Regions from separate parts of the Homo sapiens genome. Here all the other regions are linked to region 2. Evidence: chromatin contacts called from ENCODE Hi-C or POLR2A ChIA-PET data. All regions are on one chromosome and are shown on one strand. Each heading gives the region's core, a stretch centred on a gene start or an enhancer-like site at or near the end of the contact. The rest is flanking DNA. Distances are from core to core; before and after follow the strand shown. Region 1 holds the start of LINC02202 (long intergenic non-protein coding RNA 2202). Region 2 holds the start of MIR3142HG (MIR3142 host gene). Region 3 has its middle 54 kb from the start of LINC01845. Region 4 overlaps LINC01845 (long intergenic non-protein coding RNA 1845).

What was found. Hi-C counts contacts between places; a loop is a spot of excess contacts on that map. ChIA-PET counts read pairs that join two places held with the same protein, here RNA polymerase II (POLR2A). Pooled maps may share reads with other maps.
Region 1: a loop to region 2 is called in a map of naive thymus-derived CD4-positive, alpha-beta T cell, with 5 times the contacts of the local background. The contact joins the promoter of LINC02202 here to the promoter of MIR3142HG in region 2. A Hi-C loop is called at or near these places in 1 of 168 maps with a recorded cell type or tissue (naive thymus-derived CD4-positive, alpha-beta T cell), 2 of 37 single-sample maps with no recorded cell type and 6 of 50 pooled maps.
Region 3: a pooled map shows a loop between it and region 2 (13-fold over the local background). The contact joins the enhancer-like site here to the promoter of MIR3142HG in region 2. A Hi-C loop is called at or near these places in 2 of 37 single-sample maps with no recorded cell type and 6 of 50 pooled maps. POLR2A ChIA-PET finds 5 or more read pairs at or near these places in 1 of 52 experiments (activated T-cell).
Region 4: a loop to region 2 is called in a map with no recorded cell type, with 2.7 times the contacts of the local background. The contact joins the enhancer-like site here to the promoter of MIR3142HG in region 2. A Hi-C loop is called at or near these places in 1 of 168 maps with a recorded cell type or tissue (GM12878), 8 of 37 single-sample maps with no recorded cell type and 8 of 50 pooled maps.

What each region holds. Positions count from the first base shown.
Region 1 is chr5:159,099,189-159,101,937 of GRCh38, forward strand. LINC02202 (long intergenic non-protein coding RNA 2202) reads left to right here and starts at 1,295. Exons shown (of 3, transcript NR_109890.1): 1 at 1,295-1,650. It overlaps EBF1 (EBF transcription factor 1), which reads right to left and starts at 728. Exons shown (of 16, transcript NM_024007.5): 1 at 157-728. The coding sequence starts at 290. RefSeq lists a silencer at 1-190 and enhancers at 1,008-1,636, 1,637-2,263.
Region 2 is chr5:160,466,900-160,469,599 of GRCh38, forward strand. MIR3142HG (MIR3142 host gene) reads left to right here and starts at 1,352. Exons shown (of 2, transcript NR_132748.1): 1 at 1,352-1,541. RefSeq lists enhancers at 296-932, 933-1,569, 1,037-1,266, 1,297-1,456.
Region 3 is chr5:159,410,979-159,413,846 of GRCh38, forward strand. No RefSeq gene overlaps it. Among named protein-coding and RNA genes, the nearest start is that of LINC01845, 54 kb to the right of the region's middle. Within about 2 kb of position 1,418, at least 2 of the 41 ENCODE cell types and tissues checked have a DNase peak (open chromatin) inside an H3K27ac peak, as active enhancers do.
Region 4 is chr5:159,449,876-159,452,761 of GRCh38, forward strand. It overlaps LINC01845 (long intergenic non-protein coding RNA 1845), which reads right to left. Exons shown (of 7, transcript NR_027110.2): 6 at 2,707-2,886. Among named protein-coding and RNA genes, the nearest start is that of LINC01845, 15 kb to the right of the region's middle. Within about 2 kb of position 1,481, at least 8 of the 41 ENCODE cell types and tissues checked have a DNase peak (open chromatin) inside an H3K27ac peak, as active enhancers do.

The DNA.
Region 1 (2,749 bases), core at 45-2,544, 1.4 Mb before region 2:
AGAGCGCGGAGCCCCGGCGGAGAGCGGAGCGCAGCGGCTGCGGACTCACCCCGCCGCCCGGCCCCGCGGCAGCAGCTGCCGCTGCCGCTGCCGCCTCCGCCTCCCGGCTCTCCCGCTCGCGGCTCACCTCGGCCGCGGTCCCCGCGCAGTACCCACCTCTGCGCCGCCGTGTTGGCGTCCAGCACCCCGGCGCCCTGCATCCACGTCCGCACCGCGTTCATGCCGCTGCCCAGCGGCTCTTCCTTCATGCTGCTTCCACTCCGTTGGATGCTTTCCTGAATCCCAAACATGAAAACAACCTTTTCTTGTGGAAAATCTCCTCCCCCTTGAAAAAAATTAAAAAAAAAAAAAAAGGAAAGAAAAGAAAGAAAAGAAAAGAAACAAAAACGCCAACCAGAGATTTTTTTTTTTCTCAGACGATGAACTCGCACTTAGAAGATCAAGGCGGGCTGGAAAGCAAATTTTTAAAAAATGTAAACCTCTGCTCAAAACTGAGCGATAACCCGAAAAAAAGAAGAAAGGGAAAATCCAACGAAAAGACCAAAATAATAAAATTAGAGATGTATGCTTGGCTGTTGGGGGTTGTTTGGTTGGTTGATTTTTGGTTTGGGTGCTTTTTTTTTTTTTTTGCTTTTTTTTTTTTTTTTTTGTAATGATCACAGGCCGGTGGAGGACAGGAGGGGCTGGAGTTTCCTTTTGTAGAGGTACCCTTCACTTGAAGAAGCAGGAAGAAAAAAAAAAAAAAAAAAAAAAAAAAAAAAAAAAAACCCTGATGGCAATTTAAGAAACAATAGACTCAACTCGCGCTGCCGGCTTTGCTACTTCAAGTGTCATTTTCCACAACCAGGCAAGTTTTTTCCTCTCTCTCTCTTTTTTTTTCCTCCTTCTCTCCCAACCAAAGATGTTTCTTTCCTTTGCGTGTAGATGAGGAGGACGCTGGTTGCCGTAGACAGATACACCAGAGAGGGTGGGGGGAAGGGGAGAGAGGGAGAGAGGAAAGGGGGGGAGGGAAAGAGAGATAGAGAGGAGAGGGAGAAAGAGAGAGGGGTGGACCCTGCTGGATGGAGATTCTGTTTTCTCCTTGCTAAAATAGAAGTGATTTGCAGGCTTTCCCTATGGAATCCAGTTTGACTTTCCCCAGAGCTAAACACAGGCACACTAACCCCAAAGGGAGGAGGCGGGGCCCGCGCATCGAGGCCCCGCCCCTTCATTTGCATAACGTCATCTTTCCGCCCACCGCAGCCAATCGCGGCCCGGGAGCCGGCTCGCTGGCGGCGCCAGGCCACGCTCTCTCATTAACATCCCGCTCCCGGTGGCGCAGGGGAGCCGGCCAAAGTTCCTCGCAAAGTGGCGAGCGAAGGAGCGCTGAGCACTGACGTCTGGGCTGGGGAGGAGCGGGTCCGAGCGAGGACGGAGAGGGGACAGAGGGAAAGGGAGGCGGGTGTCTTCCTCAGGAATTTGAGCTGGGGATCTGCATCCTGGCCATTGCAGTCCTTTAGCATCCTCGCCGCGCCCTGAGCGCGCTGGAGGCTCGCAGGCTGCGCCCTCCCAGGGCTGATGCCGCGTCCTGCTCCGCCGTTCTGGGACGTCGGGGACAAAAGTGGAGGAGACGGGAGAGCCCGGGCAGAAAAAGCAGGACGCGCGTCCCAGGTGCCCACCTCTTCGCTTTGAGGCGGGGGCGGTGGGATGGAATATGGGTGCGCGAGGTCGGGGCTGGTAACTCTCGGAGGGGCACGGCCTCCACGCTGGGAGGGATGAATGGACGCTGGGCCCCGGCAAATGAGGCGCTGTGGGTCCCCAGGAAGTGGGGTACCAGGCTCTACTCCCACCCCGGCCTCTGAAACGCTTCTCTCTCGGCCGCTAGCCTAGAGGCTGCCAGGGTTGGGCACTGTTCTCACTCACACGCTCACCTCTCTCGGGCAGTCCTCGAGATATGTGAATGGTGGAATGAATGCTCTCACTGGGGCTGTGTCAGGATGCGTTTTTAAATTTTCTCAAATTAAATGCCAACCCCTCATTCCCCACCCCAAGTAGTTGGTTCGTTTGTTTTTAGAGTAACTACCAAAGCAACAGCAATGTTAACCGTCCTTGATTAGCTGGTTATTTGGTGTAGGGTTTTTCTCATCCTCCTTTATTCTTCCTGTTAAAAAGGAGGGCTTGAACAAATCCTTCCTAACTCTGTCTCTGCCATATGAAAAGGGTGGGGGGAGAAGAGAAGGAAGGTGGGGAGAAAGGACAAAAAAGGAAGAAGGGGAAGAGAAAATGGGAAGGAAGGAGGGAGAGAGAAAGGAGAGAAGGAGAAGGAACGAATGGAAATGGGAGAGATGGAAGGAAAAAGGGAAAGAAAAAAGGACGAAATTGTCTCCCTCCTCAGGCTTTTCAGCATGTATCTTTGTGGCTGGCAAAGGAAATAGCTAGAAGTTTCTGGGTAATGTACCCCATCATTTTTTAGCAGGTTGTAACCTCTAATAAGCACATGGTGAACTTCTGTTTCATTGCCCTCAAAGGAACTCCCTGACTGCAGCCAAATCTGCTAAGGACTCCTTCGGGGAAATTATCTGCCAGAAATCCAGGTCCCCTTTCTGCTGGCCTTCCTTGGTCCTTTGATTTAGGAAGCTCATGGGGTCAGTGATGGAAAAGTACACATGCCCATGTTGAATAGAGACAGGCAAGAGTTATGCTTTGTGCTCTTGGCAGAGCAGTGGAGCCACTTCCTGATTCCTAAACTGGATGAAAGAGTGTGGTCCTG
Region 2 (2,700 bases), core at 102-2,601:
TTTTAGGGTTCTTAGGAGTATTAAATAAGAACATGTTTTTATGAACAGTGTCTGGTGTATAACAATTGCTCAATAAATATTTGCTTTTAAAAACGTTATCTATAGTAGACGTTCAAACAAACCTTTTGGGAGCTCAGCAAGATAAGCAACAAAAACCTTCAGGGGAGGTCAGGAAAGTGACTACATCTGCCTGGAAGCAAAATCCTTTGAGCTGGTCTTTTTCGGTCCATGAGCACGTGACCAAGGAAAGGAAGCTATATTTTCTCGACTGGGAATTTGAATTTGCAGTTGCACATTCCAAAGGCCTTGTACGTTCTTTCCAGTTTGGGAAAAGGAGCAGCTAAGGGCACCCATGGAAACACTTACTAATTGTGTGACCTTAGGCAAGTCCCCCTAACCTCACCAAAGATAAAATTCCCTTATGAGTAAAAGGGGATCACAAAATGGAGATAATAATTCGGGCTACCTGCTATGGATGATTGCTGTGGGATTAGGGAAGATGATGCACGTGATACATTTAGCAGAGTGCCTGGTGCCTAGTAGGTGCCCATTAAAATTTAGCTATGACTGTTCTCTTTAGCTGACACACAAGACTGCCTTGAATGTTCACATTTCCAGAGAAAGGTGCTCAGGAAGATTTCTCAGTGTTCCGCCTGCCAGGTCAGTTTACAGTTCAAAGAATCCCTTTGTTCAAAGGGTGAGCAAATCCAGGCCTCGTGTATCTGCAGCAATGAAACAAGGGAGCTTTCTGCCTGATCTTCTCCCCAAAGGCAGTCTCTCTTTTTAAATGCCTGCACACATGTTATTTATTTATTTTTGGTTAACGTTTAAATTGAGGTTTTGGCTGAAACTCAGCCTGCGCGCACTTGAAAAGCCAACAGGCTCATTGGGCAGCCGATAAAGCTCTCGGGATTTCCCCGCGGGGCTGCGGAGAGTACAGACAGGAAGCCTGGGGACCCAGCGCCTGACCAGAACTTCCTCGGGGGAGGCTGCAGGGGAGCAGGCGCATCCTGCACAGAACGCTCTAGAGCGCGCAGGCCAAAGCACCAGGCTGCTCCTGACACGTGCTGCAAGAGGGTCCCCGACCCGGGGGTCCAGACCCTGCACGCATGATGGGGAAGGTGGAGGCTTCCCCCTCAGCTCCGCGGAGAGAAGCTGACACTGCCAGGCTGGAACCTTCCATTCCGGCCCAGCCTCTTCCTCCCTCGCTGTGCCGAGGAGGGATCTAGAAGGGACTTTCCAGAGAGGGTTAGCGTGCAGGGTGTGGAAATGGAATAAAAGCATATGCAAATAGGCCTTAGCTGCCTTCCTCTACCCCAGCAAATAAGAGTCTCTCCAGAAAGATGCTCTTTCTCCAAGACGCTTGACCGCTCTTCCTTTCCTGGATGGCACCAGCAGGGCCGATTGGAGTGGTAAACCCTGGGCCGGAAGGCATGCCAAAGGGTGGACAGGATGGACAGGAGACAGTAGCACAACGAGGAGGGGGAGAACAGCGGCTGAATTGGAAATGATAAAATAAAATGAAATTTTAGGAGCTCGCTGTGAGTATGAGCTGGGAAAAAATAATCATTGCAAGCTGATTTATTATGTACTTATCTTCTGTTTGAGAGGCAGCAGGCTTTTGTACAGTGGATTATTGCAGAGTAAATGGCACATTAAAGATATAATCAAGATGTTTAAGGCATATTGAAATGACATTAGAATCAAGTAGGTGAGACTTTTGTCATGGTCTAGAAATATAAAAATGTCAGTGACTTGGAGATATTTCCAGTGCTTTAGTAAAGATGTGGCTCCATTTTCAAAAGGGACATATTTTTAACCTTTTGTTATTTTCAGGGTGGGGGGGGATAGAGTGGGGTCAGGAAGTGGTTTAGAATCTCTATGGATGATAAAATAATATGCTTTAAACCTGGAGTTGTAGACTGTGGTCTCTATTTAGCAAGTCATAAACTTTCTTGCAGTGACAATAGCATGAAAATATTGGACAGTAAATATGGTGCTCTTAGGAGGTTTCAGGGTTGGAAGACTATGGCTATTACTTTTTGTTTATTGTGTTCCTATTCTCAATTTCAATCTTGTCTTTGGATAGTAAGAATTTTTTTTAAATTTTCTATTTTTTTAAAAAGAATCTTTTACATACTGAACCTGACTTGTATACTAATTGGCAAACAGTGTCACTTTTCTTTCTTGATGCCTCAATGGGTTTAATTATTGTATTACGGTATTTTCTTGTCATTTGAGACCTTCACATTCAGTGTCCTTTCTTTCTTTTTTTTCTTTTTCTTTTTGAGATGGAGTCTTGCTCCCGGCCTGTCGCCCGGGCTGGAGGGCAGTGGTAAGATCTCGGCTCACTGCAACCTCCGCCTCCTGGGTCCAAGCAATTCTTGTGCCTCAGCCTCGAGAGTAGCTGGGATTACAGATGCGCGCCACAATGCCTGGCTAATTTTTGTATTTTTAGTAGAGACAGGGTTTCGCCACGTTGGCCAGGCTGGTCTTGAACTCCTGACCTCAGGTGATCCGCCCGCTTCGGCCTCCCAAAGTGCAGTGTCCTTTATTTTATTTGTGTGCCCTGGTTCTGCTTTGATTTTGCCCCAAACCCTTCTGAGTGTAGCGCTTTACTGACACTTTATCCCCGTTATTAACAATGGGTTTTTGGACAGAACTGGCTTCTCTTTATTTGTTGTTTTTAAAATCATACTG
Region 3 (2,868 bases), core at 168-2,667, 1.1 Mb before region 2:
ATGTGCCTTCTGAAAGCTCTAGGGGAGGATCTCTTTCCTTGCGCATTCAGGTCGCTGGCAAAATTCATTTCCTCTGGTTGTAGGACTGAGATGTTGTTTCCTTGCTGGCTATCACTGAGGGACATTCCCAGCTTCTAGAGGCCACCCGAATTCCTTGACTCACGCCCAATTCTGCCATCTTCAAAGTCAGAAACTCTTCTTTCCTCTCACCTCTCTGACTCATTTTTAAGGAAACTGACCCCGTTTTTAAGGACTCGTGGTTGGATTAGGCTGTCCTGGGTAATGCGGGATAATCTCAGAGTACTTAACCTTAATCTCATTTGCACAGTCCCCTTTGCTATGTCGTAACATATTCAAAGATTCTGGGGATTAGGTCATGGATATATTTGGAGGGGTTATTATTCTACCTATTGCAGCATCCATTATCACTTTAGAATGGAATGGTTTCTCAGAACAGGCAGTTGTCTGTCTCCCAGCAAAGAGCTCCAGAAAACTAGGCCAATGAAAGGGAAATTTGGATGAAGGCAAGAGAGGTGAGGCACTGGCAGTAAATGTGATGGCAGGCCTGCAAGGGATGCTACAGAAAGAGGTTCCTGGTTTCATGGAATCCAGGTTATTAAAAGAAGAAATATTCACAAATGCCAGGAAAGTTAAATTTCATGTCTCTTACAATTTCCCTTCAGATCAGTTCTGCCAAAGATAAAGCGATCTTCACCTCTGTGAAAAACAGTAATTCCTTTCTCCATGATGTTCATGATTTGGTTGATGGGTTATTGGTTCATCGCTGCAATTATAATTGAAGGACATTGTCTTTGCTGGTTTGGTGAAGCTTCCAGATGTTATTAGAAGGGGTGTTCCTTTAAGCTCACCCAGCATTCTCTCACTTATAGCTGGGCATTAGCTATACAAGAGCTATTTGGTCTCTGAGAGCAAAGGTTCAGCCACTAAGGAAGGACCTGGTGTCCAACGTAGGCCTTTAGATTATTTCTGGAGCTTGTCTCCAGGGCCTAAGAGGTGACTCTGGCAGGACACCATCTGTTTCAACCCTATTTTTTTTCTTCTTTCTGCCTCGGCAATCCTCTTTTTTTCTTTTTCTTCCTTTGTCTCTTCTCTCCTTTCTAGTGTTCTGATGTTTTAGGATCAAAATAATGAAAAAGAATAGAAACCATTTCAACTCAGAAAATAATTCAAAGATGGGAAAAAGGTGTGTACCAAATTCATTGCTCTAATCATTTCTGTTCTGATAAAAGGAGTTTACAGCAAAGGAATAACTTTTCTGTGTCTCTGAGGCTTTGGAAAAACAAGGCATCAAGAAGCTTTGGGGTGTGGTGGGTGTGGTGGGGCAGCCTACTGCTTGTTGAGGTAATGCAAACTAAGGAGAAAGAGGTGTTAGCTTCCTCCGAGGCCAGGGCGTTTTAGGCTGCAGGTAAACCATGGATGTGGTTCTACAGATGTTGCCACAACAGGAAGACAAAATCTCACAGCTAACAGAGGTCACAGCTTTTGGAAACAGTGGTTGCGACACAGAGGAAACTCCCCCTCCCAGCCCTACCCCAAGCACATCCTTGCTTCTCTCAGTCACGCCAGTTACACCAACAGGGGCAGCTCTGGGGAGGACATTTGGAAAATAGTCAAGAGAGGGTGAAACCGCTGGCATGATGTCACCAACAAGAGGCTACCCCCTGGGGAAACCTAACAGGAAAAAGGTAGTTGAGCCAGGAAAAGCCACCAGACCCTTTCTCTTGGCTTGAGGCATCATATACATTTGAATAATAATCAAATTAACAATGTAATATGACTGTTTAGCAACAATGATGTGCTAATCATGGTTTTACATGGATTATCTTTAGTCATTAAATTCTCTACATCCTAGAGATGCGGAAATTGAGAATGAGAGAGGTTATGAGAGCTTTGAAAGGCCACAGAGCATGTGTTGTGGCTGAGATTCAAGCCCAGCTTTACTGATTTTAAAGCTTGTCTTCTCTTTCCCTCCCTTGCTTCCTTTTTTTTTTTTTCAATTTTCTTTCTTGCTTCATGTGCTTTTTTTTTAAAGAAATAAAATGTTACCCCCTCATCGATAATCCCTTTGTGTCTCTGCTGTCTGCCCTGTCCCACCCGCCTGCCATCCTTGCCAGCAGCAGCCTCTCAATTGAGGTTAGAGTTTCTCTCCCACCCTTCATTATGCATGTTCATGGCTATAAACAATCAGTATGCATGTTTTAAAAATTTACGTATATGAGAAAGAGCTTAAAGTATTAATTTACGGAGAAAAAAATACAAATGGCTATTAACCATCAGAAAAGATTCATTAAAAAAAGAGTAATAAAAATTCAAACCACATTGAAGCTGGGTGCAGTGGTGCATTCCTGTAGCCCTAGCTACTTAGGAGGCTGAGGTGGGAGGGCGGCTTGAACCCAGGAGTTAGAGGCCAGCCTGGGTAACACAGTGAGACTCCGTCTCTAAAAAAAAAAAAAAAAAAAAAAATTCACTAAAAAAACCCCCTTCACATTGAGATAGCATTTCAAAAATCTGCCAAATCGGTCCATACCCAAGATTTGATAACAGTGTATAGAAGCGGCTGAGGGAAAGACGCACTTAAACTTTGATTGTGGTGAGTAAACTGGTATAATCTCTGTAGAGGGCAATTTGACAACATATAACAAAAATGCAAATGCACAAATCTAGGTGTGGTGGCTCATGCCTATAGTCCTGGTACTTTTGGGAGGCTGAGGTGGGAGGATTGATTGAATCCAGGAGTTTGAGCCTGCAATGACCTATGATTGATCCACTGCACTCCAGCCTCGGCAACAGAGTGAGAAACTGCCTCAAAAAAAAAAAAAAAAAAGCAAATGGCAAATGCACAAAATT
Region 4 (2,886 bases), core at 231-2,730, 1.0 Mb before region 2:
ATATTCAGAAGGGAGCTGGCAACTCTTCTTACTAATGCTGGAGACGTGTATGTGCCCAGAATGACTAACACCTCCGCTCATATGAAGGCCCAGTTAATCTTCAAGCCCAGGTTTTCCTCTCTGAGGAACCACTGGGGTCCTGGGGTAAGAGAGGATCTTGGGTCTCCTGGGCATTTTCTCCCTTCCCAAGACCTGAGGATGTTTAATCAATTTTTGATAGTTGATGAGTCACTGGATGCCTTCCCAGCTGAGTCAGCGAAGGTACCCCTCCTGGGAAGCACAACCCAGGCAGTTCCAAGTACCGGCCTTGTTTATCAGAGGGATGGGACGAGAGGGTGAGGTGTGACTTCCCAGAGCAGCGAGCTTCAGTGTCTGACTACATGGGGCAAGGAAAGACACCAGTGGACAAAAGGTATTTGCTGGGCTTAAGGGTGCGTGACGCATGTTTTTGGTAGTAGTAGCAGATTTGTCTTTTTAAGATGTCTTTTTTGAGCCACTTTTAAAATAACAACAGCTGACATTTATAGAATCTTCATCAGCTTCCAGACAATGTGCTAAGCATTTTACCTGCATTGTCTCAATTCGTCCTTACAGGGAAGCACTGTGGTTATTCCGATTGTACTAAGGATGTGATAGAAGTCACACGATGTGACTTCTGAGGCTAGGACATGAAAGCGTCTACCTGGCTCTCTCAGTCTGTCTCAGGATGTATGCCAGGGAGCCACAAGCCAACTTGTGAAATGTTTGGTTACCCTGCAGGTGCTGTGCTGGAGAGAGCATGTGGAGAGACACCACAGAGAGTGATGTCCAAGGATCCTCTGCTGTTCTAGCCTCCAGATGTTTGGTACCAAATGGAGAGTGAGTGAGGCTTCCAACCCCACCTTTGAGCCACCCCAGCTGATCCCAGTAGAGCAGAGATGAGCTGTCCCCACCAAGTCTTGCCCAGATTGCAGATCTGTGAACAAATAAGAATTTTTGCTTGAAGCCTCTATGTTTTGGGGTACTTGGTCACGTAGCCCTAGGGCTAACTGAAGTATAGTGAGAAGTGACAAGATTCAAGGTTGTATAGCTGCTTAGGGGAAGAACAAAGAAAGTACACTCTCCTTGCATTCAAAGGATATTTCTTCAATTTGCTTGCAGTGTGACCTTTGGCAAGCTACTGAACCTCTCTGTGCCTCAGTTTTCTCATCTGTATGATAGGGATGAAGATGGTATTTCTTCAGAAGGTAGTGATGAGGAATAAATATCTCATTCTTGGCATGTAGGAAAAAGCTAGTAAGTAGCTGGGTTGGGGTTTCAATTCAGGCAGTCTAACCCTAGACTCTTTACTGGTAAGCTCAGGTCCAGAACATTCCCACCAATCCCTGAAAAGGAGGCCAGACGGCAATATCCCAGGTACTCCCATTATTTTCCCCCATACGGCATGATTCTGAGTCCTCCTTGGCCGCCCTTCTCTGTTCACTGGGCCTTGATACATGATTCTCTGAACTGAAGGCCGCACCATCACTCCTCTCTGTTTAGTGCAGCCCGAGATTACACTGGCTTTTTTGGCAGTCACATCACATTGTTGACTCATTCTGAGCTGGCAGTCAAAATCCTAAGTGTTTTTATCACATGTGCTAGCATCAAGCTGCATTCCTTCCCATCTAGGATTGGTGCAATTGGAGTTTTAAAAAATCCAACTGCAGAATTGTTTAGTTTATTAGATTTTGCTCATTGTGGTAGTGTGCCTAGGAAAGAATCCAGATGAGCTCCTCTCCAGGGTTCTCGGAGACACCCTGTATCCTTTTAATATACCTTTCCTTTATTTCTGTAGTCCATTTGAGTGGCTTACTGGTACTCACAACACAAAAAGTAAGCCATAGAGTGACTTCTGGGTGGTCCTTGCTCAGGAGGAAAAGAGGTGTGGCAGGGATGCTGTGGTAGAGGGCAGAGAAAGCAAATGGCAGGAGCGTGTGCCGGGTGCCACGTCTGAGCCGTGGCAGACCTTGCAGCTGATCATGACTCTCTTTTCTGCTGAGTCAGGAAATGGCCTCTACTTTGATTAGCTGCCACCTGAATAGGACAGAGTTGAGGACTGAGGACAGAGACTGCTTTCGAAGTGGACCCTGGCATAATTAATCAGGCTTCAAGCACATCGGTTGTTCGGATGGTTCCCAATTCCCCCAAATGTGCTGCCATCTTACCCTCATTTTCTCAGCTTGCCCACAAAGATAAAATGATATTTTTATCAAGTCTCATTTCTTGCTGAACTACAAGTTCTCTAAGTGGCCGCATCACTTGATCCTGCTACTCTGGCGATACTATGTACAGTGCTTGCTGAAGTGGTCACTCTGGTTGGTGGGTGCCACAGAAGGTGGGTGGCTCAGAGTGGACTGAAGAAAGTACCAGAGTCTGATGGACCTCATTTCTGCAGTCAGTGGTGAGGTGCTGGCTCCCATGGTGGGGGGATTTTCCCAGGTGCCTTAGCTCAGGAAACATATGGTGCTCAGTGGAATGGACCCTGGTGTGTCTCCAGTGGTCTGCATAGCTCCTGGGCAATATGGAAGGACAGTGCTGACTCAAGCAGAGCCTGAGCCATCTCTAGACGCTTTCCCACCTTGTCCTTGAGTCCTACAAATTAGGTCCTAATTGGTCTGTATTCTCCCCGCCCCCTTACTCTCCAGCCTAGGGACGTCTTTCCATTCTGGGAATAGGACGCCTTACCTTTACTCCACTCATATTCTCTCAAATATGTTGTATGTGCACGAAGCCTTCCTATTTGCCTATGCTTAAGCTCTTGAAGCTCAAGGTTAATCATTAACTTCTTTTTTTTGCCACCCCTTTGCTTTCTTTTATGTCAGCTCTTCCTTGAGGGAATGAAGGCAGACTGCTGGGCTGAACACA